2 separate regions of the Homo sapiens genome follow, and region 1 is linked to region 2. Evidence: read pairs that join two places in POLR2A ChIA-PET (ENCODE). Cell type or tissue: A673. All regions are shown on one strand. Each heading gives the region's core, and the rest is flanking DNA. Links, peaks and the distances in the headings are about the cores only.

Evidence for each region. ChIA-PET counts read pairs that join two places held together with the same protein. Peaks named below come from ENCODE experiments on the same cell type or tissue, not always from the same donor. Only the 100,000 strongest peaks of a DNase experiment are listed, where the experiment ranks them.
Region 1: POLR2A ChIA-PET joins it to region 2 with 7 read pairs; 3 of 35 experiments call an interaction of 5 or more read pairs at or near these places.

What each region holds. Positions count from the first base shown.
Region 1 is chr16:61,023,162-61,034,670 of GRCh38, reverse strand. No RefSeq gene overlaps it. Among named protein-coding and RNA genes, the nearest start is that of CDH8-AS1, 890 kb to the left of the region's middle. RefSeq lists an enhancer at 8,950-11,057. In A673, for the core only: no CTCF peak of the experiment used is centred there; no DNase peak of the experiment used is centred there.
Region 2 is chr16:61,284,570-61,296,078 of GRCh38, reverse strand. No RefSeq gene overlaps it. Among named protein-coding and RNA genes, the nearest start is that of CDH8-AS1, 630 kb to the left of the region's middle. In A673, for the core only: no CTCF peak of the experiment used is centred there; DNase peaks (open chromatin) are centred at 5,398 and 6,758; H3K27ac peaks cover 3,260 bases.

The sequences.
Region 1 (11,509 bases), core at 3,358-8,357, 260 kb after region 2:
GTTATTCATACCTATCCAAAAAGGTATTTTATTAGGTAAAGGTGTTGCCTTGCTCCCACAGGCAGTAATGCCAACCTCTGATTTTCTTTTGTAAGAGGATCAGGATAAAATTAATCAGTTTTGTTAAAATCAAAAGAGAAAAAAATCACTTACCTTTCTCTGTTATCTTTGTTCATTTTATTCAAAGAGAATAAAAATGATAATCAGGGAGGATTGCCTATCAAGACAATTGTGACCACCTCTCAGATACACTTTTAGTTTAATGGTTGGTGTCAGCTTTTAATTTTTCTAAGGCAAATAAAGATATTAATACCTTTTATTTCAGCCATACGTGGTCACTTTTAGCTCATAGTTAGTACCAATATATCTAAAGCTGTATTTATTCCCCTATCAATCGTAGGTTTTAGAATCTGATATGTGGCAAAATGGGAGATGGGGCATCCATGTGGGTGAAGATGGAATTATTGCTACCGAGTACCTATCAATTAAATTCAATCTGGGCCGGGTGCAGTGGCTCACACTTGTAATCCTAGCACTTTGGGAGGCTAAGGCGGGTGGATCACCTGAAGTCAGGGGTTTGAGATCAGCCTAGCCAACATGTCAAAACCCTGTCTATACTAAAAATACAAAAATTAGCTGGGCATGGTGGTGCATGCCTGTAGTCCCAGCTACTCGGGAGGCTGAGACAGGAGAATCGCTTGAACCCAGGAGGTGGAGGTTGCAGTGAGCCAAGATTGCACCACTGCACACTCCAGCCTGGGTGACAGAGTGAGACCCTGTCTCAAAAAAAAAAAAAGGAAAAAGAAAAGAAATTCAACCTGATTAGTTGGCACACAGTTTCTAGTAAACAAAAATGTCTAAGTTCACACCCAGAATCCTCGCCATCTACAGCATTCTTAGAGCCAAGCGTCTCCTACATTCTGACGTCCTTTCAAAAGTCACCACCTCCCCACTGAACTCTTCCTTCTCCATTCTAAATTAGCCCTATCACCAGCTGCTCTCACAACACTGTTTTATTTTTTTCAGAGACTTTATAACCTTCTAACATTATTTGTTCATTCATTTAGTGTCTCTATCCTCTAAGAGAACACAGGCCTTGTTTGTAGCTGTTGTTTTAAAATGCATCCAGGATTTCATTTTTATTCAGTATGGTAAGACCAACAGATCAGGAGAGAATAGCCACTGAAAACACAGTTCGTTAGTCAGCGTTCCCAAGAGAAGAAGACCTGCCAAGCTGCACAGGGCTACACAAGGAAGCACCAGGGTCGGGTCAGAAGGTAGAAGGAGCAAGAAGTGTGGGAAAAAGGTTTTACTGTGGTTTTCTTAGGAAGAAATGGGCCAAGCGGGGTAAGCTGCTGAGCAGATTCAGGGTTAGACAGTTTGAATAATTTAGGCAGGCTCTATGCTGTAAGGGTGCTCTCTACCTGTCTATTGTCTAATGCTGGGGTAATCCAGGGCAGGAGGATAGTGTTCTAGACTGCAGGAGCCTGAATAAAGGAAGCAGGCTGGGCTAAGGTCTCAGAATTTTCTGGTTTGCATATCAAAGATGAGTTTACAGGTAAGTTGTTTGTTATCTCTAGAAATTAGCTAATCCCGAAGGGCACCGTCCATTTGTTTCATGAGACCTCTGGATGTCAAAGAATTATAAAATATAGAAAATAAAAATCATGATTAATACAGGCATATTCTTACTGCTTAGAATAGTCCCTGGAAAATATCAATAAATATTTGTTGAATGAATTAATTCACAATATTGTCAAAATCCATATATTTAATATAATCATTTATATTATTTTAGCAATTTATTTTAAATTTCACCAAAAGGGCACCATAAATCTCCATTTTTTTGAAAGATTCCTAAGAAAGGGAAGGTAAGGATTAGTGCCTTTTATAGCTATTTGGGTCTTGTCTAATATACCATTATCTTTTTAACTTTTATTTTAAGTTCAGGGGTACAGGTGCAGGTTTGTTATATAGGTAAGCTTGTGTCATGGGAATTTGTTGTACAGATTATTTCATTATCCAGGTATTAAGCTTAGTACCCATTAGTTATTTCTCCCGATCCTCTTTCTTCTCCCACCCTCCACCCTCCAGTAGGCCCCAGTGTGTGTTGTCCCCTCCATGTGTCCATGTGTTCTCATCATTTAGCTCCCACTTATAAGTGAGTATACCATGTTTTTAAAAAGGCTGCTTTCTCTGCATTGCTTTAGAAACACAAAACAAAATATATTTCTCTACATATGTTAATTTCTAATCATATGGAATAAATTGAAGTCATATGTGGATTCTAGGTAATTGATAAAAGAGGTTCTGTGGGTTTCCCACTTCCTTAGACCTCTCCCAGGCCTCCAAAATGTGTCCCTTTTACAGAAACATATTAAGAGTTCCCTTGGACAATAGTAGACTAGTATATTTCAGACCAATCTTTCCACTGTGAAAGTCTAGACAAAATATATCTTTAATTAACTTGAAGATATAAGAGAACTACCAAGGCAACGAGAATTTGTAGGGAAAATTTGTAGGGAATTTTCTTCCAGAAAAAGAGCAGAACAAGAAAGGTTAAACTGATGTATATCACCACACTTCCTCTCCAGGCAATTGCTAATTGTAAAGGTGGCAGGTAAGAAGCTTTAAGGTTAAGCAAAACTTTTGCTAGACTCAATACAGCCATGGAACAATGATAAGAGATTAGAGACCAAAAATAAGAAAAAGTTTTTACATTTTTTGTTGCCCATAGAAGCTTTATATATTAACTATGATCTTAATCACTAAAACTATGATTTAATCAAGGTTCTAGAATAACTTGTGTCCTGAAGCCTAGATACGTGCCAGAAGAAAAATGAAAACATATTGGAAGAAAATAGTATACAGAGATTCAACTTATCTCTACATTTTAAATAAACAGTCTCAATTCCTCAAACAAGAATAACCAGCCAGGGAGGGGCCAAGATGGTGGACTAGAAACAGTTGCGGTCAGAGGCCCTCACCAAGGACACAAACAGCGAGTGAATCCTGCTGGTGAATCCAGCGAGTGAATCCCACCTGGTAGCCACAAGGGGAATGGGGATCTCCTACCCCAAGCCAAGGGAGGCGGTGAGCGATTGTGCTACCCCTACCTGGAAAGTCACGCTTTATCCACAGATCTGTGCAACCTGTGGATAAGGAGATTCCCTCAGGAGCCCACGCCACCAGGGCGTTGAGTCCCAAGCACAGTGCTGTGCAGAATCTCAGTGGACACTCAGCTGGAGACTGCCTAAGACTACCAAATTCCTGAGGAGAGGGGCAGCTGCCATCCCTTTGGCTACCTACTGCCTCAGACAACTGAACTTTCGGAGGAAGGGGTGGCCACCATCACTGGCTGCCATCACTGCAGTTCCAGTCTGCTGTTTTCCTCTTCTGGTGCCGGAGAAAACTGGGTGGTTTGGACCCAGGAGGAATTCCTCACAGTGCAGCACAGAGACTGTGGCAGATAGTGGCCAGACTCCCTCTTTAGGCTGGACCTGGCCCCATCCCTCCTCACTGGGTGGGGCTTCCCTGCAGGAATTTCACCAACTCCAGCCAGGGGTTTATGGACAGAACTCTGTTCTCCCTGGGATGAAACCCCTGGGGGAAGGGATGGCCACGATCTCTGTGGGTCAGTGGACTTAGTCTTTTCCCCTGCTGGCTCTGAGGAATCCCAGCAGTCCAGGTGAATGTGATTCCCCTCAGCGCAATGCACCCCCTCCACCAAGAGGCAGCCAGAGTGCTTCATTAAGCTGGTCCCTGATCCCGTGCTTCCTGACTGGATAAAACCCCCAAACGCGGGTCACCAGCCACATTATACAGGAGCGTTCCCACTGGCATCAGGTCAGTGCTCCTCTGGGATGGAGCTCCCAGAGGAAGGAGCAGGCAGCCATCTTTGCTGTTTTGCAGCGTCCAGTAGTGATGCCTCCAGGGGTGGGAGGGACTCAGGAAAACAGGGTCTGGAGTGGACGCGCAACAAACTGCAGCAGCCCTAAGGAAGAGGAGCCTGACTGTTAAAAGAAAAAACAAACAAAAATAAAGCAACAACAGCATCAAAAAAAGTTCCCACAAAAAACCCATCCAAAGGTCAGTAGCCTCAAAGATTGAAGGTAGATAAACTCTTCATTCAGAAATTGTGGTACATATACACCATGGAATACTATGCAGCCATAAAAAAGAATGAGATCATGTCCTTTGCAGGGACATGGGTGGAGATGGAAGCCATTATCCTCAGCAAACTAATGCAGGAATAGGAAACCAAACACCCCATGTTTTCACTTAGAAGTGAGAGCTGAACAATGAGAATACATGGAGGGGAACACAGGGAGGGGAACAACATACACTGGGGCCTACAGGTGGGATGGGGAAAGGGAGAATATCAGGAAAAATGGCTAATGCATGCTGAATTTAATACCTAGGTGATGAGTTGATAGGCATAGCAAACCACCATGGCACATGATTACCTATGTAACAAACCTGCACATCCTGCACATGTAACTTGGAACTTTAAATTAAATTAAAATGATCACCTGACATATTCAAATATATTACCACATTCTGGAGAAAAAATAGGCAATAAGAATGAAATCACAGTTGATCAAGATAATAAAATTAAAATACTTTTAATGAATATATTCAAAAATTTTTAAACAGTGAAAAATCCTAAAAATTTAAAAATCCAAAATAAATGTCCATGAAACAAAAATTAAGATGACTTAAATAAATAATTTGAAAACACATAAGTAATCCTGCAGAAAAAATTAGTCATATTTAAAAATGCCAGAACAAGACCAAACTCAATCATAAAATGAGAATGAATAGTGGAAAATTTGGGAAAGGGCATAAGAGATAGTAGTTAATAGTTTTCCAAACCTGATAAAAGATATTCACATTTATATTCAAGTACTGTTACTAATTCTAAGTCATCTGAATGCACTCCAATATTATAGCATCTTTAGGAAAATAAAAGACAACGGGAAAATCATAAGGGTAACCTTCAAAGAACAACAGTAAAATGGATTTTTTCTTCTCATCCAAGATAAAGGGAATTAGACAGCAATGTAGTTAATATCTTCAAATGTCTAACAAACTGATATTGATTTATAAAACAAAAAATATAGGTAGTTGTGTACATATATGTGCACATGATGTTTGTATATATAAAGTATATAAGTATACATGTACTTCTCTGTATAAAGTACCTCTCTGTGTAAAGTAATATTGTATTGTATATAAAATACATAATATGGTACTTTAAACAACACTGTTAAAGAGAAGAGGAAATAATGAAGAAGGCCATAAGAAGGACTTTAGTGATGCTAATATTTTGTATTTTTTGCCTAAATGGCTATGTCAGATTTGTGATAATCCTCTAACATCTACACTTCTCACTTTTACAATTTTCTACAGATATATTTAAATAAAAGTGTTATTTTAAAAATAGTGCATCAAGGCTGGATGTGGTGGCTCATGCCTGTAATCCCAGCACTTTGGGAAGCCGAAGAGGGCAGATGGCTTGAGCTCAGCAGTTCAAGAACAGCCTGAGCAACATGATGAAACCCCATCTCTACAAAAACAAACAACAAACAAAATCTATATCTATACATAGAGATACAAATTGATAGAGATAGATAGATATAGATATAGATATAATTAAACAGGCATGGTGGCATGCACCTGTAGTCCCAACTACACAGGAGGTTGAGGTGGGAGGATTGCTTGAGCCCAGGAGGTTGAAGTTGCAGTGAGCCAAGGTCATGCCACTGCACTCCAGCCTGGGCAACACAGTGAGACCCCACCTCAAAAAAACAAGTATATTACAACTGTCATCTTCTTTTTCCAATCTTTGTGTTCCTCCCTTCCCACAAGGCTAGATTTGATATGACTTTTACTCATTTATATCAATCTTATGCATGCCAAACTTTTTATTAGTAAAATATAACATTTTAATACATATAAATGTAAATGCATGTACCATATTGTATAAAAATGTGTCACAGAGAATTTGGAGGCTCTAGGAAGACTCAGAGGAAAAAAGCCAAGGCAAGCTTCAAGATAAATTTTAGGATTAAAAAGGGGAGCTACAAGAAGTAGCGGATGGAGATGGCAGTAGAAAGATGACAAGAAAAAATGGAAACCCAGTAATATTTATGTGTGTGTGTGTGTGTGTGTGTGTGTGTGTGTGTGTGTGTGTATTTCTTAATGGAGAAGGTTTTGCATTTAATCTTTGAAACTTAAACAGCCTTCACTGGGCTTTTAACTTGAAGCCACATGAAGAGACATCTATAGTAATGTTCTGAAGGTGGGAATTAGAATTGTCCCACCATTCTCCCAGGGAACTCACACAACCTGAGCTCAGTAAAGAAATCAAGGGTATGGCTGAAGCTTTCAAAACATCTTTATTTGAGATATCCTTCATCAGCAATTTATCTGAAAGGTTGACTCATTTCATGTATCCAAAAGCTTTGTGCCCTGAATAAAGCAAGAAAGAGGAGTTGCGAGGCCTTCTGACATTGCACACCAAGTTAGCGTCTTCAGAATTTGTTTAAAGTTTTTCATATATATATATATATATATATATATATATATATATATATATATATATATATATTCAAACAAATATTGAAGAAATAATTACCACTTGTAGTTTTAAAATAAATATCACCAGTTAACAGAAAAACTAAATTAAAGAGATTTTTTCACAAAAGTATTAAGGGCATGGAATTTGTACACAGGCAGAATTTTTTCCCTGCATCTCTATTGGTAAATACCTGACACTGACTGTCCTGATCCTGTCAGTATTCTGCCTAGCTGTGTTCAGATCTCTTCACTGGTTTTGTGGTCCTCTCCTCTAGCTTATAGGTGCTTTTGCTTCTGACGGCTGTGTCTGGCTATTCAGAGGGTTTCCTTGGAATGACTGGAGGCAATTTGTCATCCTCATCCACAAAGGTAGATGTGTCTGAAACTTTGCATATCACAAAGCATCCCAGTGAGGGGTTGCTCTTAGCCAATGACTGGTTGACACAAAAGTGTTATTGACACCCAGCTCCCTTTCTTCCAGTTGGGATAATTCTGAGATGCAATTTATCCTTCAGAGCTTCCCTGAAGGATCTGGCTGCGACTGGGATTGCCTGAATTGAATCTCTTCTTGACTTTATTCCTTTCCCTGTCCTGTTTTACCTATTTACTTACTGGTTTTTCTAGGGAGCAATTTTTTTTTTTTTTTGAGTCAGAGTTTTGCTCTTGTTTTCAGGCTGGAGTGCAATGGCGTGATCTCAGCTCACTGCAACCTCTGCCTCCCGGATTCAAGCTATTCTCCTGCCTCAGCCTCCCGAGTAGCTAGGATTACAGGCATGTGCCACCACACCCAGCAAATTTTTGTATTTTTAGTAGAGACGGGGCTTCTCCATGTTGGTCAGGCTGGTCTCGAACTCCCGACCTCAGGCGATCCGCCAGTCTCAGGCTCCCAGAGTGTTGGGATTACAGTCGTAAGCCACTGCACCCAGCCAGGGGCATTTTCTTAACACGTCCTTTGAACACTAATTCTCATCTCAGTGTCTTCTTCTAGGAAACCCTACCTAAGACCTATTGAAAGGGTATTCAGTAAAAAGAAAAATGCAATTTTTTCCAAGTAGCAATTTTGATGTAAGAAATAAAGTGTTGTTTTTTTTAAGTCTTTTCCCTTTTCCTTCACTATCTCCATTTTTAGGGTTTGAGTTTGGGATATTACTGTCAAATGAGTCAGAAGAGAGCATAATATGAGTTTATTGGGGCAGATATCATTTCAAAAAGAAAAAATATATAAGAGTAAACCATATAAGTCTATGTAATAAAAACTGAATATATATATATATAATAAAATGTTATATAAAATACTTGTAAAAATAAAATTAGGGGTAGCTGCAGGATGCACATTGAGCAGCAAAAGTAAATTGCAAAACAAAGGCTAACCACAACACTGGTTTTCTATATGAATAAAAACAAATAAATTACATCTCTGAACCTAAGTACCCTATTGGCATGTATCTCCTTTTCAGCCCCACATCAAAGAAGCTTCTAGATTTCTGATGATAAAAACCTGATTCAAATCAACTCAAAGAAAATCGTATTCATTGACACATAAACAATTTTAAACATAGTTGAATCCAGGGTCACCTGTTGCAAAATCCAGCATCTCTTTCTACGTACTTCTTTTTTGAATTGGTTTCTGACATGGACTTAAGTTATTTCTGTCAGGACACTACCCCTTTTCCCTTTATCTGGAAAGGGCACCATTTTTAGAATCAGGAAATTACCACCATCCATGTGGTTTGAGTGAGGTTGAACTCAAACTCCAGAATCAAGAGTGGACACCTAATCTGAATATGGTGAATCTATATGTTATTTCAAGCCTTCACCCACAGTGATTGGTTCTGGAATAAAAATGTTTTCTAAGGCAGAGCTATGAGATTCAATTTTGAGGCCCAACTTGAAAATGCTAGGAAGATATATGTTCTTTCTTTGAGGGATGCTGAGAAAATGGGATAAAAAGTGTAAAACTGATGACAGTGATTTTGCCACCAAGGAGAAAGGGAGAGTTGCTTGACAATAGATCCAGCACAAAGAAAAGCAGAGTTAAGAGATGAACAGTACAAAATTGTGTTCCTATATCATGTTCTGATCCACTTGCAAGCATTATCTCTATATGTTTGAAATAGTACCAGTTGTATCACTTGCAACTGGTATAAATTCATTCTGCAGATATTGTGTTCTGCTGGCAGGTTTTGACTTATCTAGTTCTTGGAGTTTGAAATTCCTGAAATAAAGACCTCTTTCACAGTATCTCTGTAATAAATGTGATGGAACACCATGAGTGGTCCATTATATGCCTATCTCTGACACAATCATTGTTGACAGGGCATAAAATATTCTAATTCATCAATAAGTAAATGACAAAAATTGAAACAAGGCAATGAAACAAGGACCATTTGGACAGAGATAATATATGAGTGAAAGAACGTTGGAAAGGAATGAGGTAGGGGTGATATCCCAAAGAAAAAATGATGATTTTTGTACCAGCCCAAAGAGGCAAGAATGCTTGTTAGAAATAATGATAAACGTCTTATCATTCTGAACTCAAAATTTATGTAAAATATTGATAAGAATGCTTACTCTTCCTAACCCCTATACTATTTTGAGAGTAAAATGAAAGTAAAATTTAGTAGACAATTGCAGTTGGCAAAAATTTTTAATGGGATTAATAATTGAGGGCTTAGTTGTAGGTTAATTCTCTATATTTACTTTCATAGTCATGGCATTTTTTTCTATATACCTCTCACAATTACTAAATAGGTTATTAAGTCATAGTACAAAACAACATCTGTTCTGGGATGTTGGCAAAAGAACACATGATTTTCTTTACATACCCTTCTATAAGCAATTTGTGTCATTATTTTCTACTGGAAATTATTGCTTATAAAGTCATATGGCCAGTCTTTTATCTGAGATATATAACATATAAATACATAACACATAATAGGTAAATATATATACACACATATATGCAAATATACATTTAAAATCAGTATTAGCATTTTTGTCTATAGTTGTTGAGGGTTATTTATTAACATATACAATTTGGGGGCATTAATTACACAGAGATCCCTTTGAAATATTATGCTTTGTTTTCCTTGCCCCTAGCACACTGTAGACATTCCATAAATATTTGTGGAATGTCAAATGAATGAAACCTGGAATTCCTATGACCATAGCTTTCAGTAAAAGATATGGTCAATTTGCATAGGCCATTTTTTCCAGAAAGTTAGGTGACGGTCTCAACTGAACTCTTTATTTCTAAGTGCAAAATATCTCTAAAGGAGATTCAGTACCCATTTAGAAATGCATAACCACCTCTTTTGAACTCTGTCACTTGAAATTGCTTCACTCTTCTCAACACTTACAGTCCTTCTCCAATCTCATTTTAAATTCAGTGACAGAGAAATAAAATAGGGTTTAACATTCTTGCAGAGCTAAGCTTTTGTGTCCACTGTAAGGCTCTGATTTCTTTTTTCCTTTCTTCCTTCTTTTCTTTCTTATTTTATTTTATTTGGTTTGGTTTTTTTTCTTCATTTTGTTTTGTTTTCAGCAACACTAGGCTTTTATCCATTGCATGCATGCACAAGCTTTTGCTGCCTTTCAATCAAGCATATTAATTAGCCATGAGCCTTTGGATGAGGATACAAGGAAACAATGGCACTGCACTGTAATCTCAGCACAAAAGATGCAGAAGCTGATTGTGCTGTCATGGGTCTAATCCCCGTCTTCCCCACAAGTGCTTAAGTGGTATTAAGGAAAGAACTGTGACTACCATTTTCTCGACTTCCAGTGTGACCTATTCATTTCCTCTGTCATGGCATTTACTGTGGTTAATATGATTGGCATAGTTACATGTCTGTTTCTCCACTATCCTATGAGGTCCTCCAGAAATGTTAGTCACCACATTATCCAGCAAACCATAGGAACTTAATAAGTGGTGTTTCAAGCCACACAATATTATGTATAATAAAAATCTTAGACAAAGCATGTGCATGCCACACAAAACTGCTGAAAACTGTGAAAAGAGTTAATTTGAAACAGCTTCCAAGATTTGACTCTGATTAAGAGTGTCACCCATCTATGAGAATTTGTTCCCCCTCAGTATCTCTAATTTTTAAGAGCTAGCAGAGGAAAAAAATGCAATTCAGTATTGGGGGTTAAGACAGTTTCTTTGTTGTTTAATATTTTTTTTTGTCAACAGAGTGTTGTAATAAGAAAACTATTTTATTAATTTTTGTCCAATGTAATACCAGAGTGGTAGTTTAGATAATGGCCAAGTTATATCAGCAGACATAAATATTCTGCCCAAAAAGAAATAATTCCTCTCTTTCTTCTCAGGTTATGTGACTCCCTCAGTTCTGACTAGGATAATGTATGTTTTTTAAACCTCTTTTCCATGCCTTTATTGGAGCGCACCTCAACTCCATGCTCAGGTTGATATAGCCTGAGGTCATACTTGTGATTTTAACAGCTGTACCTCCTACTTCTAAATTTTTGAGTCTTACAATTAAAGAGATCAGTAAGCATTTAAAAATGATTATCATTTATTTACTTTCTTAAACTGAGGAGCGTTTTTGTAAATGCATTACATAATTTATACATGTCCATTAAAGAAAAAAACTAAAAAAAAATTTGATAAGAAAAGCCACCAACAAAAGAAACACTATTAACATTTTGGTATAAATATTTCTATGAATTTTCTTCTGTATGAAGACATCAATAGGAAATACTCTCGTTTACTCAATAGATGGAGCAAATAGAGAAATTAGAGGATAGAATTTTGTATTTAGGGGAATGTAAGCAGGAAAGAAGAACATTTGAGAGCCAGGTTTGGAAAAATGATTTAGGAAAAAAAATGTGCATATCTGTGCAATAGCTAGCCTAGAACAGCAACTGAAGACATTTCATCTATGAGCGTGACTTTTCCGAAAGG
Region 2 (11,509 bases), core at 4,102-9,101:
TGATTATGATCGCAGTCTCCTGTTGAACCTCAAAGCAATTACAGACTTAAATGAGCTATGGCCTAGTTTTCTTGCTTTGTTAAATCTGTACTAGATTCTTCTAGCACATGACCTGCTTTAAAGGAATTTCTTAGGTACTTTTGAAACCTAGATTAGTATCACAGGCCAGTTTGCCTCACTTGAGCAGTTCTGTTATGGAGACCCTGATGGCTTATCAGTAGCCAAAGAAGTCAACATGACTATCTGAACAGTTGATACACCTGTAACTGCCCAAAGGGTCCATCTTGCTCACTGCCCAGGTAGAGCTGATTTATCAAGACAGATGAATTGCAACAGTGAAGGAGTTTAATACGCATAGAGCTGGCTAAACAGGACAGTGGAGTTTTATTACTCAAATTAGTCTCCCCCAAAATTCAGAGCTAGGGTTTTTTTAAAGACAGTTTGGTGGGCAGGGGCTAGGGAGTGGGGAATACTGATTGGTTGGTGTGGCATAGGTACATGGAAAATAGTCCTTATTTGCTGAATCTGCTTCTGAGTTGGGACCACAGGATCACTGAGTCATGAGTCATGAGTCATGGAACTGGAGTCACCCAGTCATCAGAAATGCAAAAGTCTGAAAAGACATCTCAAAAGGCCAATCTTAGGTTCTGCAACAGTGATGTTATTTATAGGAGCAATTGGAAAAGTTACAAATTTTGTGACCTCTAGAACAATGGCTGGCAATTCTTTAATTACATCTAAACTTTAGCAGAATTCAGGCCCCTCTAATAATCCTAATCTTGTGGTCTTTTACTAGTTTTATAAAGGTGGTTTAGTTTTGGGAAGGGCCATTATCATTTAAACTATAAAATAAGTTTCTCTCAAAGTGGTCTTCCACCCAGGAATGGCTAAAGGCAGTTTGGAGGTTAAAGGCAAGATGGAGTTGGTTAGGTCAGATCTCTTTCACTGCCATAATTTTCTCACTGTTATAATTTTTGCAAAGGTGGTTTCACAGCCTCTGAGGAATAAGGATCGGGGATGAGGGTTAAGACTTTTATTCTATTCTTATGCTTCACAGATTTAACCTTGTCCTTTGCCCTTGAGCATTTTGATTTCTGTATCTCAGTTTGAATTTAAAACTGTCAGAGGCTGGGGGTAATAAGAAAATATTTTATTTATACAAAATGTTAGATGACTGAGTATTTTCAAAATGATGTCTTGTTTACAGAAACATACCAGATAGGGAGACAGAAATAAACGTGTTTTAAGTGCTTTATACATGCTAAGGGCTTTAAATACATTTATCTCATTTAAAAATCACAACAGTCCGGGCGCGGTGGATCACGCCTGTAATCCCAGCACTTTGGAAGGCTGAGGTGGGCGGATCACGAGGTCAGGAGATCTAGACCATCCTGGCTAACGTGGTGAAACCCCGTCTCTACTAAAAACACAAAAAAATTAGCCGGGCATTGGGACGGGCGCCTGTAGTCCCAGCAATTTGGGAGGCTGAGGCAGGAGAATGGCGTGAACCCGGGAGGCGGAGCTTGCAGTGAGCCGAGATCGCGCCGCTGCACTCCAGCCTGGGCGACAGAGGGAGACTCCGTCAAAATAAATAAATAAATAAATAAATCACAACAGAACTTTGAAGTGGATGTTGTGACTGCTTTTTCAAAAATACTCTGAAACTTAGAGAGATTCAACCACTATAAAAATATCACAGAGCTAAGGAACAGAAACAATAGATTCAAATTTAGGTCAGCCTGGATTGAAATCCATAATATTCGAATTAAATCATATTGTCACAAAACTTATGGTTTAGCAGAATGAGCTCTTTAAAAAATGTTCATTTCCAGGGGTTAGAAGTGGAGCAGGGGAAGAGATCATGCCATTCCTTTAATTTGAGATCCTTCCCAAGGACATAGAAAGTCTTGAAAGCTGTGGATTTTCATTTGAATTTTAACCTCTATAGGAAGTTGGACAAATCATTCATTTCATAGGCCTATTTTGAAAGTCACACTAGAGAAAGATCAAAATCAATAACTTTTAATTCAAGCATCCATACAAACTATTGTCTGTTTATAAGTATATATGTGTGTGTGTGCATGTATTTATATTTATACCTGATTACTAGTGAACAGACAAGTAAGCTAAATCTGCTAGCTATAAATTGAATATCTTTACTCAATTTAATTTATCAATTAAAATTTGCAACTAAGTTTATTACTTATAATATATTAGTTATAAGTATAACCTTATTAGTTATTATAAGATAATAAATATCAGTTTATTAGTTATAAGAGCAAATTAAATATATATTATCTCAAACTAAATGAAAAGCCAGAGAAGGAACAAATGTCACCTCTTCATTTGCAAAATGTGGGTACATATATCTATAAAATGGGCTAAATATAAATTTGTAATAAACAATAGCACCTAAAAATACCTGTGGTCCTCAAAAGGAAGCATCAGTGGAATATACCGTTGTTTTGAGAATAACCATGATACAGCAATTTGTCAGTAACATAATTAAATCACATGCAAAGCCAGAGACAACAGAGAAGTAATTACAATCCTAACATAATGGAGTCATTACTCTCATATCTAAACACACTTTAAAGAAATTAGGCAGTTTCTGACACACTCATAACAGAAAACTCAAAAGAAGAAACATCACAGAATGAATTAGACCAGAATAACTTTTTTCTACAACTCCATGACATTTAGCTTTTTATAGCTGTATTTGCTATGAAAATGTTTGTATTCAAATGTATAGGTTGCTAATTTGCAAGCTATAGAAAGAGAACTTTTTTTTTCTATTTTTGTATCTCTAATTTCTAGCATACAGTAGATGCCCAATAAATATCTGTTCAGTAAATGTATTATGGGGATATGTTTTTATTGAGATAAAACAATATAAGTTGTAAATAGTTCTTGAGAATAAGCATGAATTATAGGCTAATGGGTTTTAAAACTTTCAACAATTCCCTATTGCTTATTAAGTGAAGTCTGTGAAAGGATGTCTTGTGACTAGAGATGTATTTTAAGGAGAGTACACTAGTTCCAATGTGCAAAATGAATGACGAGAATGACAGTCTGAGCTACAGTGACCACTGACGAGTCTATTAGAATACCACAGCTGAAATGTATTGCAGGCCCGAATTACAGCAGTGATGGTGGAATAAGAATGATATCATTAAGGTAGAATAGGTAGGACTTGGCTACTGATTAAACATAGTAATGTTATAGACGGTGAGTCTGTTTTTGAGCTCCAGTGATCCTGAGGCTCTTGGGCCATTAAAGAAAAATGGAAGCAGAAGGAAAGTTAAGAATAGTTCTGGGGAGATAAAATTCTTTTTATTCTCGACATATATTCTGAATGACTTCTAGGCATTGCATATATATGCCTTGTTAATGCATGGTGCTATATTCCTTAAATAAAAATGATGTAATTTTGACTAATTTTCTTTTATTTTATCTGCAGTGAAGGCTGAGAATAATTATTTAGCTTCCATCTTATCCTCTCAAAAGTGTTTTCAAGTCAGCCCTTAATATTCTTTTCAGGTATTGTGTTACAAGATTTTGGGGCATAGAAGTGGTCACTTACATCTTGTTCACAGAATGCCATTATCACAGTTAATTCATAAACCCAGACCCTCTTTCAGATAGACACTTATGCAACTCTTCTTGAAAATCTTCATTTTATTCATTTGAGATGGAGGTGGGGGTGGGGGGACAGTGCAATACTGTCTATTGGATCTTCTCAGACTCAAATCATCCCTTCCTCACATAAGCTATTACTTTCCTAATTAAGGCAATACCACCTATCATATTCCCCTCTCTCAAAGCCCTTGCCACAATTGATAATTAAATTCTACATATATAATAATTCCAGTAAAGTATTTCTCCACCAGACTGTACCTTCATGAGATCATATCTGTTTTCACTCAATATTATATTTATGTTGCCCAGTGTAAGCACTGGCAAATAAAAAATGCCCAATAAATATGCAATGAATGAGTGAGAGAGGCTGGAAAATTAATCTCACTGTGGAAGAAAATTCTGAATCTGAAATACATGATTCTACTGTTCCATTTAACTCTAGGAAACTGATTTGTTTCCCTATCAGAATGTTTTGGGAAATTCAGTTTTCAGAATCAGGCTTTTGAATGAGAAAAATGTATATTACAGGAATCTCATACCCACACACACACACAGACACACACATACACACACACACACGCACACTATTTCAATAATAATATGACCTTAGAGGAAACAATATAAAACAGATAAAGAAAGGCTTTAAACATCTTAACTTCTTAACTGTGTCTTAGATCTGTTGGCAAGCTTCACAGGAATATGGAATAAATTGTTGATCTACTTATATGCATGAGATAGTTTGTTACAAACATTTATTTTTAGAGATTGTTATTTTCTAACTGCACAATAAATTACTGCTATTTGCATAATAGAATTGTTTGCTTCTTTGGTTTTCTATTCAGATTGCGATTTATTAATATTTAGTCATACTTGAGATGGATACTTTGTCATTCCATATGTTAAGTGTAAAGTATATATTCCTATTATACATTTCATTTTTCATTATTCCCAGGCAATAGATAACACATTATGCCTCTGTCCTTCAGAAAATTTTGAGGCTGGAGCTTAAATGCAAAAGTCAATAAAACAGTTCTGGAAATCTGGGTTGAAAAAATACGTGTCCTTCATAGCTTCAATGTGGCCCCTATGCAATATCTGACATAGCTAATAAATGTTTAATGGATAGACCTTCAATGAGAGGCCAAGAAATAAAAGTTACTTTTAATTTCAAGCATCTTTATAAGATTAGTAGAATAAGTACCTTATTTAACATTTTTACTGGTAAATTTACATAACTATTTTATGCTCAGTAAAGGGGTATTATTTAATGCATTTATTTAATTGAAATTAGGAAATTTTTAAGTCTTGAATTTTCTAGACACTGTGTTGAGCACAAAACTTTTTTGGAATTTAGAATTATTGTGGTTTATAGTCCCAAACTTAAGTGGATGAACATGAAAATCTCTTACTTTGAGTTCTGTGGCTTTCGCATCATTTTTTTCTCATTTTTTCTGCAAACCAAAATAATAACAAAAAAATGGAAAAGAACTTTGATACACTTAAGTATTCTTTTCAAGAAAACATGTAGATTGAAAAAGTATATCTTCAAGTGTATTCTTGCTTATATTAAATGGTGACACATATATATTGGATGCTAAACTGCAAAAAGTCTATAGAATTTCTTAGAACGCTAGAGTGAAAATCAACTGCAAGTCTTCAGAAAGAAAAGAATATTTATCAGGCTCCTCTGAAGGCTGGCAGCTCCTTCATCAAGGGATTTCTTTAGATGTTGGACAGAGTCAACACTGTTATGTAGGCCACCGTAAGTCTCAGCAGGGAACAGGAAGAACATTAAATCTCTGTTTCGCTTCTATTGGTATTTCTCCTCTTGATTCCAGGGTCCTCCACTATAAAATTTGGCTGTTATGGTTCCAGGTGTAATTCAAAAAAATCACTTTGACAACTTATATAAGTGATATGCATAGAGAATGTATCCTGTCTTCACTGTACTTTAATTTTCTTGAGGGTTTGTGCTTTACTTATCTTTATATTCTTAATATCCAATATAATGTCTAGAACTTTGAAGGTGCTTAGTAATGATAATTAAATGACTAAAACCATATTATTAGTAGTATCCTTTGACTGAACACATAAAGTATATAAAGTGTTAGCACATTATCTAAGATATAGTACTACATTCGTATTTTCTAACATGATTTAACATGTTATTTTTCTCTTTTCATGTATTTAAAAAGTAACTATCAGAAAAATTACATTATATAACAAAACACTGGACACAGAAAAAAAGTCGTGGTAGGTTTAGGCATTGCAGTATTTTGGGTTGGGTTCCAAAATATCTTTACCTACCCCATTATCATAAAAACAAATCACCTACGTATAATGTAGTATTATGTAAAGAGGCACCTCGGGGTGAGTTGGGGTTAGAAGTTAGCTACCATTGTTTAAATCAGTTTTGTCACTTGATATTTGATACTCTGGAAAAGTCACTTAACTTTTTTGAGTATCAGCTTTTTCATCTAAAAAATGGAAATCACTTCTACCTTGTAGCCTTTTGAAGATAAAGTTAATGTACATAAAATGTCAGGTACAATGTTTAATACAGGGAAAGCCCAATAAATGGCATTATGCATATTTCTTACTTGTTCCACTGTATTATTAAATGTTTAAGCTAGGAGTAGAAAGCAAATCAAAATTTAAAAAATTAACAGTAAAGTTATTTGCCGTATTTTAAAATGCATCTAAGAGGTGCGGAAGCTACCATTCTGCAAAAAAAAATTCAAAAAGTCAACTTGGCATTTACTTTGGAGGTTTGAAGAATTGTAAGTAAATTATATCTAATAATTTTAAAGTAGGCAGTTGAGTTTATGCACACACATACTTTGACCTTATTTTAATTAATTGGATATGTGTATGATATGCCCTACCAAGCTTTCTTAACAAAAGCTAGGAAAAGGGCAGTTCATACAGTGCCGGGTATAAAATGATTAAATAAAATTTTTATGAGCTGTCACAGTCCAGTGGGTAGGAAATAGTTAACGATATTCCCACAAGAATGGTATGGTTATACAGGAAATAGCATGGTGTTACACAGGAAGTGACACCATTGCCATATTTTTGTCCAAAATATTAAGCTTCCAAGTCAACAAAGAAACTATTGTCAATGCCCAAAAGAGCAGGGTTAAAATGTCTCTTCTGTCAGAGCAAAAAGGGGAAGCAAAAAAAGCACTCAGAATATAGTAGGGTAAGAAGTAAAGAATGCTGCAAATGAAAAACAAAGATTTTTCTCTGCAAAATGGAATGATAAGCAGCTATTTTAGAACTACATAATCAAGTAAGGCAAAACCTCTATAGGAATAATATGGTTAAAAGACTAAAGATAACATGAATTTTGAGCAACACTGGTAAGGCTGACCTTTCCTTCTTATGAGTCTTGACAAGAATACAGAATCCCAATGTAAACAAGCTAGAGATACCAGCAGCTCAGGACAGCAGAAGGAAATGAGGAAAACTTGGAAGCTGCAAGAAGATGAAAAAGGCAAAGCAATTCAGTCATTCGACCAAAATTAGTTAAAGTTTTTCACTGATTTTTCTTTTAGTGATAAGGGAATTAGAAAGCCTTACCAGCATCAACTAATATAATTTTATTTTTTATATACAATTATGTGTCAGATAACTGTAAGGTATAAAACACAGTTCTATATGCATTTTGGGGTTGCTGTTAAATACATTATTTTAATATTAATATTCTGAGATGAAGAACTCTGGGAAGTCACACAGAGAAGTAATCTATCTAATAGACTAAATCTGAAAAGTTACATAAAATATACTATCATCCACACAGGATAATGCTGTACTGGGCTTATTTAATATAATATGTCTATGTCTCAAAAGCTATTTGTCTGAAGAAGACATTTTCTTTAGAAATAAGGTTTAAGCATAAGTAAAATATCTTGGAAAATCTCCAAAACCTTACCTTTTTAAAGTTACTTGCCAAAATCCTGCAGTAGTTCCTATTGAACCAAAGTAACAGGATTTTCTTTTTTTTTTTATATTCTTCCAAATGGAGTTATTCTTCTATATGATAGTCTTCTTTTACACTAAACTTAGAAATTAAGGTTCTACTAAAAAATGCTGCCATGGGGCTTTGGCATTATTAGCTAAATATTCTGAAGGTTTCCTTCAATAGAAAATATTGTGGTGATATACAGAAACCAATAAACATAGAAGATTGAAGAAATAATTCTGATGGTGTAACAATGTGTTAGCTTATTATCGTGGGCTGAAGTTCATTTTCAGCTACTCATTTGTGCTGTATGAAACCGTGGCTCTCTCCTGAGCTCCTTGGCACAAATCCATAGAGAAAATAAAAATTCAACTGCATACTCTGTTAGCTAGAAACTCACGCCATTTCTTGTTCAACAGGCATCAGAGCAAAAAGAGTCAATAAAGCCAAATGGCTGACCAATTCAGTGAACTAACTGAATTTTTATGCTACTATTAACAACTTCCATTGTTTTAATAAAATTTATAGAGTGACTCATATACCAGGACTTGCCCTCGCCTCTGAACATCATAAGGTCCCTGTGCACAATGAGCTTCCAGTCTAGTGGGAAAGAAAATAAAGCAATAAATGGCAATTATAATGCATTATCACAGAGGACATTAGAAGGCGGGCATGAAACTTAGTTGTGAGGAAGGTGGTTAGAGAAGCTATTCTAGGGAGTCTGAAGGAGGATTGGTGTATTTCAAGGAATCTTTAAGAACATAAGAGTGCATATGTTGATCTCTGTCTGAGGAAAAGCCAGGAGGGAGAGAGAACTGAAAGAATTCATTGCAAGGAATGTATGTGTTAAAGGTGATGGATGTAGGCAGAAGTAGAGGTGGGAAAAGGGATATTCATAGCAAAGTCCTTCCACAACTAGGTCCTTGGTTTCTGTCATTTTCTCCTTTTCTTTTCTTTTTTACTTTCTCTTATCTTTTCTTTTCTTTCTGTCATTATTTTTTTCAGACAGGGTATCTCACTTTGTAACCCAGGCTGGAATACAGTGGCACGATCTTGGCTCACTGCAGCTCAACCTCCTGCCTCAGCCCTCCAAGTATTTGGGACTACAGGTGCACTCCCCCACTTCCCACTATTGTTTTTTATTTCTGTAGAGATGAGGTCTCACCATGTTGCCCAGGCTGGTTTTGAACCCCTGAGCTCAACTGATCCACCCACATCGGCCTCCCAAAGTGTTGTGATTACAGTCATGAGCCACTGTGACCAGCCAGGCCCTGTTTTTTATGTCAGTCTGTAGGAAGTTTTTGAGAAGCCATGAGGGTGACTTCCCAAAACTTTTAAGTAATCTCCAGTTTAATGTAATAAAACTTTCTTTCTCACTCAGGTTCCAAATCTAGCAGAGATTTGGATAGGTGGGCATTGCTCATGTGTGGTGGATGGATGTACACTCTCTACAGTAGTGCACCGTCATCAGTGATTTACTCCCCTTGAGTAGGTGAGACCTGTGATTTTCAACTAACCAACTGAATGTGGCAAAGGGCACAGTATGTCACTCAGAGTGTGATGTTATATTACCAATCAAGAAACTCCACTTTGCTAACAGATTTGCTTTCTAGAAGCTCTATTTGCTGGCTTGATGAAAGAAGTGTCCATATTGGGAGAGCCTATCTGAGAGGAACTGCTGGCAGCCTCTAGGGTCTGACAATGTCCCCTACCCAATAGCCCTCAAGAAGCTTGGACATTTAGTTCTACAGCTACAAGGAAGATGAGTTTTGCCAAAAACCTGTATGAGCTTGGAAATGGATTATTCCTCACTTAAGCCTCCAGATGACAATTCAGCCTGGCTGACACCTTGGTTCAAGATGATTGAGACCCTAACTAGAGGGTTCAGTTAAGCCATGCTTAGACTCTTGACTCATAGAAACTGGGAAATTATAAATGTGGCTTGTTTTAAACCACACACAAAAGGAAAGGCATATAGTAGTTCATGCCATTGACTCTTTTCGTTTTTGTTGTTGTTGTTTTTCTTTTCTTTCTTCTTTTTTAACATGGAGTCTCGCTCTATCCCCCAGGCTGGAGTGTAGTAGCATGATCTTGATCACTGCAACCTCTGCCTCCCGGGATCAAGTGATTCTCCTGCCTCAGCGTTCGGAATAGCTGGGATTACAGGCAACCACTACCATGCCTGGCTAATTTTTGTATTTTTAGTAGAGACGAGGTTTCACCATCTTGGCCAGGCTGATCTTGACCTCCTGACCTCTAGTGATCCACCCACCTTCGCCTCCCAAAGTGCTGGGATTACAGGCTTGTGGCACCACACCTGGCCAAATACCATAGAATCTTGATATATCCATTCATAAGCAACAAACATTGTTTTAGCTCACATTTCACTCATCAGAGTAAGTCACATGGTCATGTTTAACATCAAAAAGATGAGTAAATACATTCCCACGATGTACCTAAAAAAGGAAAAGAACTAGAATATTTGTAAATAGCAGCAATGACAACCACATACATTTTATAGTGTGTAATTTTCTGTTAAATAAGACATAAACTGTGGAAATAAAATATTTTAAATTAATATAACAGAAAGAAGAGTTGCTAGTGAAAAAACAGCATTTTTGGAAACCACACTTCTTCACTGAATCTGTGAATCTCTCCGGAATAGGTACAGTCAATAAATATTATTTTATCAGGAAATCATCATCAAAACCAAACATTTGTTAAGCACGGTAAACACATTTAAAAATAAATATTTTAAAAGTAAATAGTAGAATGGCAACACTCATCAGAACCAATTACTGTATTTTTCCATTATCTCAGTAAACACATCAAACACCATTTTTAAAAAGCATTGTCAAACTTAGATCTTCATTTCTTTCTTAAACACATATCCCTAGATATCATACAACAAATGCTTTCAGCAAATGAAAGAAAATGCCTCTTTTGTAAAATAAATCAATTTTTGGTTCCCTAGATACCAGTCAATTTGACCTTCTAATTCAGTACTATTTTTTTAACCTGACTTTCAGGAAACAGTTTGAACCTGACAAGTGCATAGACCTGATGTTTAGTCTCTATCCAACTAAACCCATATAAATATTCTGACCTGATCGTGGTTTTCCATTCTGACTCAAGAAAGCTAGAATGACATAGTATCTATCCTCTCAATAAAAAAGGGTCACTTATCTCACACTTGCCTGAACTCAAGAATAGAGCTGAAACATACTTAGTCAAGGTTTAGGGAAAGAACATTTTTTTCATTTCCAAGATCAACGTGGTAAAATTGGGATAAACACATCCTCTATGAAAGAACTCAAATGTATTTATAGGAAGGTATGTAGGATGAGAACAGCTTGATGCCTACTTTCACTCCTTTTAGTATAGAATCTGCTTAATTATAAAAAAAAAGAAAATCACCAACTTATGCAGATATTTGTACTGATGGTTCAAGGATGAATTTTACATAAGCTGTACTCGTATGAAGTTCACAGTCCACAGGGGGATGTTTTTCACGTAATATTATAAATTTAAAATTTTTTAATGTGTAAGTATGGGGATAGAGGCAAAATTTAATAAAGAAGCAATAATTCTGGGACTTAGGGTGGAAGGCTCATCATAGAGTAATTTCTGAAAAATGTTAAAATAATAAATACAATTATTACAATATTCTTTTAAAACCAGTATTTTTGAGCAGCTAGTATTTCCACGAACTTTACCAAAAGGATTAATGAATTTAGAGTTGTTATTATCATAACAATCCTATATAAGTAAATTTACCAACACAAATAAAGAGACTGAGGCTTAGAGAAATCAAGTTATTCAAGGTAACTAATAGATAATAATAAGCTAATAAACTTATTATTATCTAATAAGCTAATATGAGCAGCTAATAAGTGGTAGAGTCAG